Regions from separate parts of the Mus musculus genome. Here region 1 is linked to region 2. Evidence: chromatin contacts called from ENCODE Hi-C or POLR2A ChIA-PET data. All regions are on one chromosome and are shown on one strand. The core of a region is the stretch at or near the end of the contact, and the rest is flanking DNA. Distances in the headings are between cores, read along the strand shown.

Region 1 (5,192 bases), core at 1,519-4,018, 37 kb after region 2:
TATATTATGATATATGCACATACATACATATGTATGTATGTATATATATATATCATAATATATAATGACTATTTTACCTTCTGCATATCTGTGTATCTGTGTATCACGTGCATGCCTGGTGCCTGCATATGTCAGAAGAGAGGGTTGGGTCTCTTGGAACTGGAATTATGGGTGGTTGTGAACCCCCACGTGAGTGCTGGAAACTGAATCTGGTTCCGCTGCAAGAACAACAAAAACTCTTAACCAGTGAACCATCTCTTCAACCTTCTTGTTATCTTCTTAAATTTTACTTTTATTTATTTGAAGTGCTAAGCATAGAAGCTCAGGCCTTATACACAGTAGGCAAATACCTTATTACTGTTTCTAAAGGAAAGAAATCATCTAAGTACATGAACTCATGGCAGGAGAAGGATGAGACCACACTCTTCTTAACTTCTATGTAGAGAGAGACAAAGTGCAGGAGTGAGAGGTTCAGGTATATGTGCATATCTGTACGCATCTCCCAGGGAACGTGTATATGTGCATATCTGTACGCATCTCCCAGGGAACGTGTATATGTGCATATCTGTACGCATCTCCCAGGGAACGGGTATATGTGCATATCTGTACGCATCTCCCAGGGAAGAACCTTATGACAAAGCAGAAAGGCCACACCAGTGAGGGGTCTGTGTGGCAAATGGAGCATGTGAGTCTGGGTCCATATAACTAGACCATTTGGTGTTGAAATAACACGTGACATGGTGCGTCTCAGAGGGAACTAGAAAACGTAACAGCGTCAGGTATCCAGGTAAGAGGCAAATCACATTAATCTGGAAAAATGAGATTGTCTCTCAATTTCAAGATTGTTTAATGCAGTGTAGAGAACATAAAAGGCACCATTAGTCTTTTCTTCTGTAATGCAAGCAGGAAACATTTCAGATAGATCAGTATGACTTCCAGTTGAAACAAAGACTATAGTTGGCATTTAATCTTAAATATTTGTGGACATACCTAGTGGCATTAACCTTAACATGGCTATTCTCCTCCCTAGTAAGACTTAGAAATTCTGCCTTCCCAGTTCCTGAAACTCATCTACCATTGACTTGGATGCCTGACCCTGGACCACACATTTCTTTCCTTATTTATCTGGTCCATATAATGAATGGCTTTTCCACGGGAACTAATTCAGTTACTGAGCACAAGTGCCACACACCTTCAGAAAGTGACACTGCAGGTGTTTAGTGAGAGGAAATTTCGTTTGTCTTTTATTCAGAGACACTATCTAGAAACGTGAGCTTATGATATATTAATCGGAGAAACTGGCATGAGTCAGCACTTCATTCTCATCTGGGCACTCATAAAACAATCTACATGGCCAACATAGCATCATGTTTGTAACTGAGCTTTTGTTTCTGTATACTAAGGAAACTGAACATTTTGTTCTTTGACAAAAATGATTCTTTAGGTTAGGGTCAAGAAATGGATTCGTGATGATATCTGCTTAATTGTTGAGGATATTCAGCCAAAACTTAGAGACAATGTATCAGGGTTATACTTCATGAGCAGACACTTGACTTTAGTCTTTGGATAGAAAAGCTACACATCTGTCTGCACTCCTTGGGCCATGTTAACTTGGATATTATTTTAAAAATAAAAAGTTTGAGGGAAAAGCTTGCACATAGAGAAAGTTTGCAGCACATTTCCTGTGTGTTGTAGGGTATACCTGTTTCTCGGAGGGAGCCTGATCTCTAGAAACAGCATGTTTGTGTCCTCAAGGAGGAGAAGGGATCTTCTGTCTCCATTTGACTGTTTTTATGGGTCAAATAGCATTTCTTTACTTTAAGTTCTGTGGTATGTTCTGTGGTTTGTGTTAGGCTCTGTAACATTTATAATTATATGAGCTGACAAGATGGAATTAACTTAATTGAGGAGTTTTGCATAGTGTCTGTACCAACATCCTAATAAAATAATATGAAATTCAATAAGTATTGCCGAGTGGGCCAGCACTCCACTCATGGAGGCTCACTAAACGGGATATATTCTCGTGGCACCCTTCCAGAATGTAGAAGAAACACATTTATCTAGGTGATTAGTATTCTTCCTGTCTGCCAGATTTAAGAATTGTTTGGAAATATTGTTAGAATCAAAATCATGTCTGTTGCTACACAGGGTTGAGCATTCCAGGCAAACCCTGGCCGGTTTGTTGTTCTCATGACCACTGATTTTCATGTCTGCCCTGACAGTGACAGTTTTCAGTGACAGCAGCCAGTACAAGGCAGGGCACTCCTTTTTTAGACCCACCTCAAAGCCATTCCCGAAAACACTTTGAAAGACATTGTGGAGACACTCGGGGCCTCCATAGTTTGGCTCTTGGAAGTTATTAGCAGCTTGTAGTCCAATCCATTTTAAACTGAAAGGGACGTCTCTGCACAGCACACATTCATCACTTCTCCAGTTCTAAACTAAAGAAAGATGAAGACACTGAAAGTAGGACTTTAAGAACATTTGGAGCATAGAGACTTTTTAAACTTTCAGATCCCCATATTAAATTTAAAGTGAACATAGCATGCTTTGCATTGGACAGTATTGGGCCGGGTACTGTATTTTGTTAGTGATAACTGCTCGACATAATTCCAGGGACAGCTTTAAAAATCTAAAATAAATTTGTGATAACTGTATTAGCAAATTCTAAGGTCTTAAATTGACCTCTAGGACATTAGGAAATCAAATTTAAAGCATTGCATTGTCTGTTACTCAATGGAGCGGGCTGAGGACAGCGTGTGACTTGTGATCGTCCAGTGATGCAATAGCTGTGTGCTCCAGTGTGGGTTAGGGTTGATCAGATGACCGCCTTTAACTATGCCCTTCCCGGAGCATTTTGAATGGCTGTTTTCAAGTAACAACCTAGGCAGTTACCTTATTGATTTTAAGAAAGACCCTTTTTAGCTATAAAAGCATATACTATCTTCTTTGGATTCTGGCTTAGAAATTACCTACTATGGTCAGAAATGTTTACCCAAAACTCTCTCCTCAAAAACAAGTAAAACTTATATGGAGTAAAATTTATAAACAAGAAAACAGAAGTATTACACACACACACACACACACACACACATGCACACATTACACACCTTTGCACATGCACACATGCACACATTATGTACATGCACTTCCACTTTCTCCCCTGGAATTAGTTTTCATTGAACATGAAGACACTTTTCTACTCATTTGGATTCTATTTTTACTTCATTCACAGGAAGTGATGACTATACACTCAACACAAACAGAGTTCACTTCATGGGGTGAAGAATTTTCACTCTGTAAATAGATTTCAAAATGAAAGAACCTTTCTTGCTCAGCACCATCACATGCACATTAGGTTCCATCATGTGCACAGTAGATACCATGTTACACAGAGCGGACCAAGTTATGTTCAATAGTGTGTGACCAGATCGCCAGTATCCTATCAACGCAAAGAGGAATTCTTAATCTAACTTGTTTGGAAGCATGAATGTACTCGATAGTATCTTGGTAAGAAGAAATGTTTACCACCTAGACCTCAGAAGTCAGAGGTGACATGGAATGAGTTTGGACTTTGCTTCCTTCACACTGTCTTTCAGTTTTAAAGTTATAGAATTTCATTTTCGTGAGTGTGTGTCATTGCAGTGGGTTAATATGAAGGTGGAAAGATACTCTAAAGGGAGACCAGCATCACCGCCCATCACAGGAAAGATTCTAGGAAACAAATGGGTAGCCATAGGCTTGGAATCATAGAATGTCCTAGTTGTGAGGGACCTTAAGTTCCATTTAATCCAAAATTTAGATCCCACGACCTGGATGAGATATGTGTTTTGTAATTGTGAATGGACTTTACTCATGATGTACTTCTAGTTGTTTATGTTAATAATGAGAATAATCTGTATGACAGTCTCCCTTTCTTTGGATGTTTGTATGATGCTTGTTAATCTATTTTCGGTAAAAACATGTAAGAGAAAATTGCAATCGAGCATTGTAATCTGAAAAAAAAGTAATCTGCAATTATTGGATTGATTGTGCTTTTGGCAGTGAAGTTGTTATAGTTTGAAGTTTTTAACCAACTTGAATATGTCCCAGAGTTTACACAGGGTTGTTTATAGTCTCACTAGAGACAATCTATCTGCTTCTTTGTCCTGACATTTTATATGGATGTCATGAACCAACATCAAGACAACATAAGTAGCAAGCACTATGGATTTCATTACTCACTCCAAACATGGGAATTGCAAAATATCTTTCTTTAAATATTTTCTCACTGTGGTGCAACTGTGGAGGGCCAAATTCCAGCTTAAATAAAGTTTCAATCTAACCAGTTGGTAGGACTGGTGGCCCTAGTAGAACTCTTTCTAGGTTTGGGCTGTGTTTTGGCTGCTCCAAGTGAACCCCTCACTTCTCTGTTTGGTGTGTGTATATGAGACATGGGACATTCTCATGCTGCCATCTCTTTTTTGAGCCATCTCTGTGAGATTCTGTACTACTCAGCGCTTTCCTGCTGCTGATAATCTTCTTATATGATATCCTATCAGCACAATCCCTTTAAGGAATTATCTTTCTGTTTTGTTCAGTCCTTCCATTCTGGTTTCTAAATGTTTGTTCTTTTCTCTTAAATAATTCTTCTAATGGAGACTGCATGTGGTTATGAGGTCAAAGTCAGTCAGTAGTCAAGGCAAGAAGCTACTGCTGTGGAACTGGTCCTGACACAAGCTATTCCATTGTCAGCAACTCCTCTGTGGGCAGCTTGATGGAACACTGCAGAGGGTAGGAAGACACTTGCACTGTGATTTCTTTTCTTTCTATAGTGCACATAGAAATAGTAGGGTTTGGGGGGTTTCTTCGAGAAAATTTGCAGATTACTCAAATATAGGTGAAAGAATCTCAAGTTTGCTCATTTTGGCATAATTTTAAGACAAACGTGTTAGTGTTGGATCTGGGCCTGTGATGGGTGAATGAGTGTTTCAGTGAAATGACATAAGTCTGTGTAATTTGGAGGGTAATGATGCCTTAGAACAAGAATAAATCTGGAGCCATGGAAAGACTCCATATTCTAGATGAATGCATGCTTCCTCTTGTGACTATGAAAAATGAAATTAAATCTTTATTTATGTGCATCTACTTGAGCAACACTATACGGGCTTAATTTATCATATATTTCAGAACCAGTGGTATTAACCTTAACC
Region 2 (5,457 bases), core at 43-2,542:
TCTAGAAGAAAAGAGAGTCTAGAGAGAAAGTGTTGAGTTTTTTTTTTTTTAAGGAAGAAAGAAAGAAAGAAAGAAAGAAAGAGAGAAAGAAAGAGAGAAAGAAAGAAAGAAAAGAAAGAGGGAAGGAAGGAGGGAAGGACAGAAGAAAAAGAAAGCTGGAAGAGCAGGCTTGTTGGCAATGTGCCAAACCCTAAAACCACCCCCCCCCCTTCTGCCAAAACAATACTTTAGCAAACCTAAAATAATTGCAGGAAGCTCTTTTCCATCTTGAGAACTATTACCTGGGGAAGGGAAAAGTTGGGATCCACAAAGACGCACCCTTGAAGAGTGTGTCTGGGGAACAGGGACTCAGATGTTAGTCCTGGGCTCCCATTTGGGGATACAAACATATCTCTTTCCTAAGGGGGCAACCCTTTCACAGTTTTCCTTCTCAGTATACAGAAAAATGTCCCAGCTAAACCACTGTTGTTTCTGACGTGACAGAACTTTTTTGGGCGTTTGTGTTTAAACCCACCAGCTCCTGGGTTCTGGGAGAGAAGAGCGTTCGCTCATGACTCTCCTCCTTGCTTTCTCCAGACACCTCCTCCCCCGCAATCTGGGGAATCTTTGGGGTGATCTTCCTATCCCCCCCACCCCCAGATTCTGACTGCTATAGAGTCGTAGCTGAAAAGTTAGCAGGCTTTTGTGCATATTACCTCTCCCGACGATACTATTCCCATAGAAAGCTTCGCAGGAGAGATTACAATGCTTTTGAGCTTTACCGCATTTCAGAGGAAGGGAGGAAAAGTTACCTAGAAGGTCTGATTTTTTACAAGAAATTTGCATACATGCAAATGTAACGCGCGCCCTTCTCTGGGGTTCCTAGGGAGCCCAACCCGCGGCCCACGGGGGTGCGGGGCGCCCCGACAAAGTTGCCCCAATCCTCTCCCGACGTCCGCGGAGGGCTGCGGCGCGGGTGGGGGGATGGGGAGGAGGAAAAGTAGTTTTGTTTGCTTAAGCACATCCTGTGGCAGCCTATAGCCGCCCGGAGGACACGCTGAAAAAACCGCTCCGCGCCGCGTTCCCGGGGACCGCGCCGAGCGGGGCGGGGGGCGGGGGGCCGCGGGAGGCAGCGAGCGCGGAGCGAGCGGCGGGCGGGCGGGCGGCCCTGCAGGCTGGGGACCGGTGTCAGCGCCGCAGCCGCCCCTCCCCCACCCGGCTCCCCCCCACCCCGCCCCCCCACCCCCACCCCACCCCACCCCCACACCCCCGCGGCGGCGGCGCGAGCGGGCGGCGGCCGTGCGGTGCGGTGCAGAACGCGGCGCAGGCGGGCGCGCGGGCAGCTCGCGGGCACCCGGCCGGCCGGCGCGGGAGCGGGAAAGGGTGCGCTATGCCTTTAACGCCCGCGTACAGTAGACAGTATAGTGGAGTGTAGGGAAACTCTAGGCGGGGTTAAAGTTCAGCGCGTGGAGCGGCAAGAGCGCTGGCTGCTGCAGTTGAGCCGAGTTGGAAATGTGAACGCAAGAAGCAGGCTTGATTTTTTATTCCTCCCCCCCTCCTAGCTCTCTCCTCCTCTCTCTCCCTCTCGCACCCACACTCACGCACACCTCCAGCCCGCACACAGACGTGCACGCACCCCCCGCCGCCCGGCAGTTATGTATTCTCCGCTCTGTCTCACCCAGGTAAGCAGCTGCGGGGGCGCGGGGCGGCCGTGTGCCTCGGCGGGAGCCGTGTCTGCGCGTGTTTCTGTGTGTGCGCGCGCGTGTGCGGGGGGGGGGGCTGCAGCTTTAAGAAAGTAACTTTGTTTCCATGCGGGTGCATTCCTCCTGCTCGGCCATTTGTGTGGGCACATGGCTAATGGCGCCCTCTTATTAATGCGTTAATTAATATCGGGGCGCCGGACTGCGGAGCTCCGCCGGGGCTTGCGGGCGCCCCGCACGTGTGTCCGCGGCTGCAGCCCCTGACACGCTGCAATCTGGACTCTGGCGGCTGCGGCGCGGAGCGCGGTGCCCGCGATTCCTCCGCTCCAGGGAGGGGCGGCTGAGCCCCGCAAGCCCCGCACGCCGGCTGCACCCGGGGCGCCCTGGCTGCCGGGGTCCTCCCGCGCCGCCGCGCCCCCCGCCGACGCCCCGAACTCTTACTTTTGTTTTGTGCCAGCTTTGCGGGCCGGCCCGGGCAGCGCCCCTCGGACGCGGCGGGCGGGCAGTGCTAGCCTTAGTCCGTGGGCTGCGGAGACGCACTCCCCGCGCCGGCCCGGGACCTTGCTGTCCTTGCCTCCTGCCCGCGACCCCCAGGCGAAAGTTTCGGGGTCTGGCGAGCCCACGCCGCGGAGGCCACAGAGCCGCCAAGGCCGCGGGTCGGGCCGGGCTGGGCCGCTGCGGGCGGAGTGGGACTCCGGCTCGAGGGCGAGCGGCGGCCAGGGCCCGAGTCGGCTGCCCCGCCGCCGCCGCCGCCTAGGCAAGCCCCGGGCGGCTCAGCCAGCAGGACCCGGCAACTTTCCCTGCAGCCCCACTCGCGGCGTGGGGCCTGGTGCCCCTCCGCCTGCCCCTCCTGCCCGAGCCTCCCAGCCCATCCCTCCCGGTCGAGTCTGCACCAGCAGCAAGGAAACACTGCTATTTTGCGGCTCCGGATCTGGTCCCGTTTGAATATATTATTTATTTTCTCTGACTAAAAGGCATAAAGTCAGAGTGATTTGCGCTAATTTTTCTCTTTAAGTACGAGTCTTTATATGGCTTTAAAACATTGCACCCTGGCCAGTAATCACCTACATGAAGTTATATGCTTCCAGCACAAGGTTTCTTCACGACTCCCTCAAAACCCTGCTACCACTGTGCCTTCAATGAGTTGGAGCTAACGGTTTACCGGGAATACTTTGGAAGGCTGGACGTATCAGTAGCTTTTCCTCTCCGCTGTAGAGTCTGGATTTATTTCCCATATGACTTCCTTTCTTACTGCAGTATCTAACAGTAATAACACTGGCTATTTGATCTCAGAAGACTCTTAAATGCATCTTTTATGTGGAGATGGTCTGTTTGGGATTTAGGCCTCACATTAATAATGGATTGCAGTTGTTTTAGTTATTGTAAAAGTACCCCCCCCCCCCCGCAACTTCCAAAGTTACTATTTTAGTAACTTGTGGAAGTATGGAGTGAAAACTTCTCCAACTACTTCTGGCAGGGTTCACAATTGCATATGGATAAGATGCAAAGTGTAAGATAATTTGAATGAATTATAGTCTGCAGTGAAAGTGCTGAGATTCGAAGGCTGAAATTCTAGCTGGCAAAAGTTTGCAACACATAGAACTTGTAGATAAGACCAGCCTGCTGCAATGTCGAGAAAGACCCTCATGGACACAGCCTTGTCTTCCGAGCGAGATTTGAAAAGATAAAAGTTCTGGTCTGGGGTTGTGTATTTCAGGAGCATACCTGCGAATCCATGCAGGCCTCGGGCAGAGTCAGGTATTTAACAAAGTTAGCTTCTCTTGAGTTATTATCACGTTAAGAAAGTTTTTTTTTTTCTTTTCTTCCCCGTTCCCCCTCCTACACACTTGGCAGCTTTGATTGACGCATTCACTGGGCCTTCACACCACTAAGAGAAACGCTTATTTGGTGTAGCAGTTTGTGAAGAAAATGTACAATAAGCAGGGGATAAAGGCTCATTTGTTTTATGAGAGGGTCTTTAAAAGTTGATTTACAATTTATTTAACTTTCTGGAATATTTATAATACGTTAGAGCCAGTTTCAGAAAGAAAAACTTGGGCCGTTTATTGCTCATTTAAAAAATAAAAAGATCCAGTGAGCATGGTGATAAACGTGCTCTAACCGAAAGAGTAGGCTCAGCCTGCTTGTGTGCACTTTGAAGGGCTTTGCCTTGAGACTGGCAGGCCTCTTCTTTTGATTGAGGATGCGCCTATCACAACCAACTCATGGACCTGCCTAAATACTGACAGTTCAGCAGAAATTTATGAGTAAACCTTTCAAAGGAAAAAAAAAGTGGTTTCCAGCACTACCACTATTCTGTGGCTCTTAAACTTGGCCTGTTTTCAAACAGATCCACATTTTAGATGCTGGTTCAGAGTAATGCGGCGTTGAAGCAGGTCCACAGGTTTATTTTTTTACTGGTGGTCTGTAACATTCTCACCAGCTATTTATGTAAAATATTACTTTTTTCTCTTCAATAATTTTAAAATATGACACAGTTTATGGTGTTTTGTTCAGCAATATGATATATGAGGACATACTCCCCACCCCCCTGAATCATTTATGCTTTCCTTGGACATTTCCTGTAATTTTTTTCTTTTTTAAAAAGTTTGGATTTTGGGGGAGATATTTCTGTTAATAAGTTGTCTAAGTATAATTGTCATGTGAGTAAACTTACATAAAATGCTGTGTTCTTTTATTTGCATCCTAGGAACCTTTTGGGCATAATATATTGTAAATGCCTCTGATGCAAAACTGGGGACATAGACTGCCCATGATGACCAGCTGACCTTATTCTCAGATTTTTTTTTTTTTTTTATGAAGAGATGTTATGGGCATTTGGTTGGCAGGTGAACGCAATGCTTCTGAGCGTGAGCTGGTACAGTTTGCAGTTTTTAAGAAGTATTTTGGGAGTATCTTTGGGCTAATAGCCACAAATGTTTATTTAACGTGTTTATTATCGTTAATAAGGTAAAGCCTTAACACATATCTGTGCTGTATTATTGGGAGCTATTTGCATTATAAAATGGAGCTGAGTCTTCAAAATGAAAGCCTCCTTTTGGAGAAGGCTCACTGTGTAGTTTAAGGTCGACTTGAGGAATTCTTTCCATATTGCCAGAGTCATGGTCTCTAGTATATCCTGTATACATCTGGATGTCAGTCAATATGAAATACATAAAGTTTATGTGTTTTAGAACATTTCAAGGATGAGCTCAGAATTTAGTAATGTTTAAAGCTTTGTGGTTTGGCATGCACCTTAGCGGATAAACTGCGACTTTTCTTCCAAAGGAAGAAAGATTCTCAAACATCACACAGTTTAGAAATGCTAATGGTTTATGGTAAAGAATAATATAATTCTTGTATTTTGTTCTTTTTTTCCCAACCTGAAGAATGCACACATGTTAAACAAAGCTCACTACTACTACTTTTTTTTTTTCATCCTTATTTTGAAAAAGACCAAGTTTCAAAAATGAACTTGAGCCATGGAGCCTAAAATGTGTGCAGAAAGAAGGAAAAGGCCAATTATTATAACAATTAAATATTCATTATATTATTACACACTTACTTTAAAGAACCCTGCTATGTGTAATGTTTACAGACTTGGTTAAAATTTGTAAAAATAATTAACAGGTTAAACTATGAAAATATATTACCTACAGCTTATATTTGAATGTTTAAAATTTTAGTAATTTTTTTTAGGAGTAGTACTGCTCCTGGTATTACAGTTTCTTGTATCTCAATGATGTATATATGCAGATTGCTATAACAAACATAAAAA

The links. Hi-C counts contacts between places; a loop is a spot of excess contacts on that map. ChIA-PET counts read pairs that join two places held with the same protein, here RNA polymerase II (POLR2A).
Region 1: a loop to region 2 is called in a map of heart, with 2.0 times the contacts of the local background. The contact joins the enhancer-like site here to the promoter of Nfia in region 2. A Hi-C loop is called at or near these places in 5 of 37 maps with a recorded cell type or tissue (adrenal gland and heart). POLR2A ChIA-PET finds 5 or more read pairs at or near these places in 1 of 5 experiments (Patski).

The regions. Positions count from the first base shown.
Region 1 is chr4:97,811,948-97,817,139 of GRCm38, forward strand. The region is part of intron 2 of Nfia (nuclear factor I/A); the gene reads left to right. Among named protein-coding and RNA genes, the nearest start is that of Nfia, 37 kb to the left of the region's middle. Within about 2 kb of position 2,769, at least 1 of the 3 ENCODE cell types and tissues checked has a DNase peak (open chromatin) inside an H3K27ac peak, as active enhancers do; it is heart, where a contact is called at or near this core.
Region 2 is chr4:97,776,334-97,781,790 of GRCm38, forward strand. It overlaps Nfia (nuclear factor I/A), which reads left to right and starts at 1,293. Exons shown (of 11, transcript NM_010905.3): 1 at 1,293-1,661. The coding sequence starts at 1,635. Gm38709 (a long non-coding RNA gene) reads right to left here and starts at 1,090. Exons shown (of 5, transcript XR_003955232.1): 1 at 696-1,090.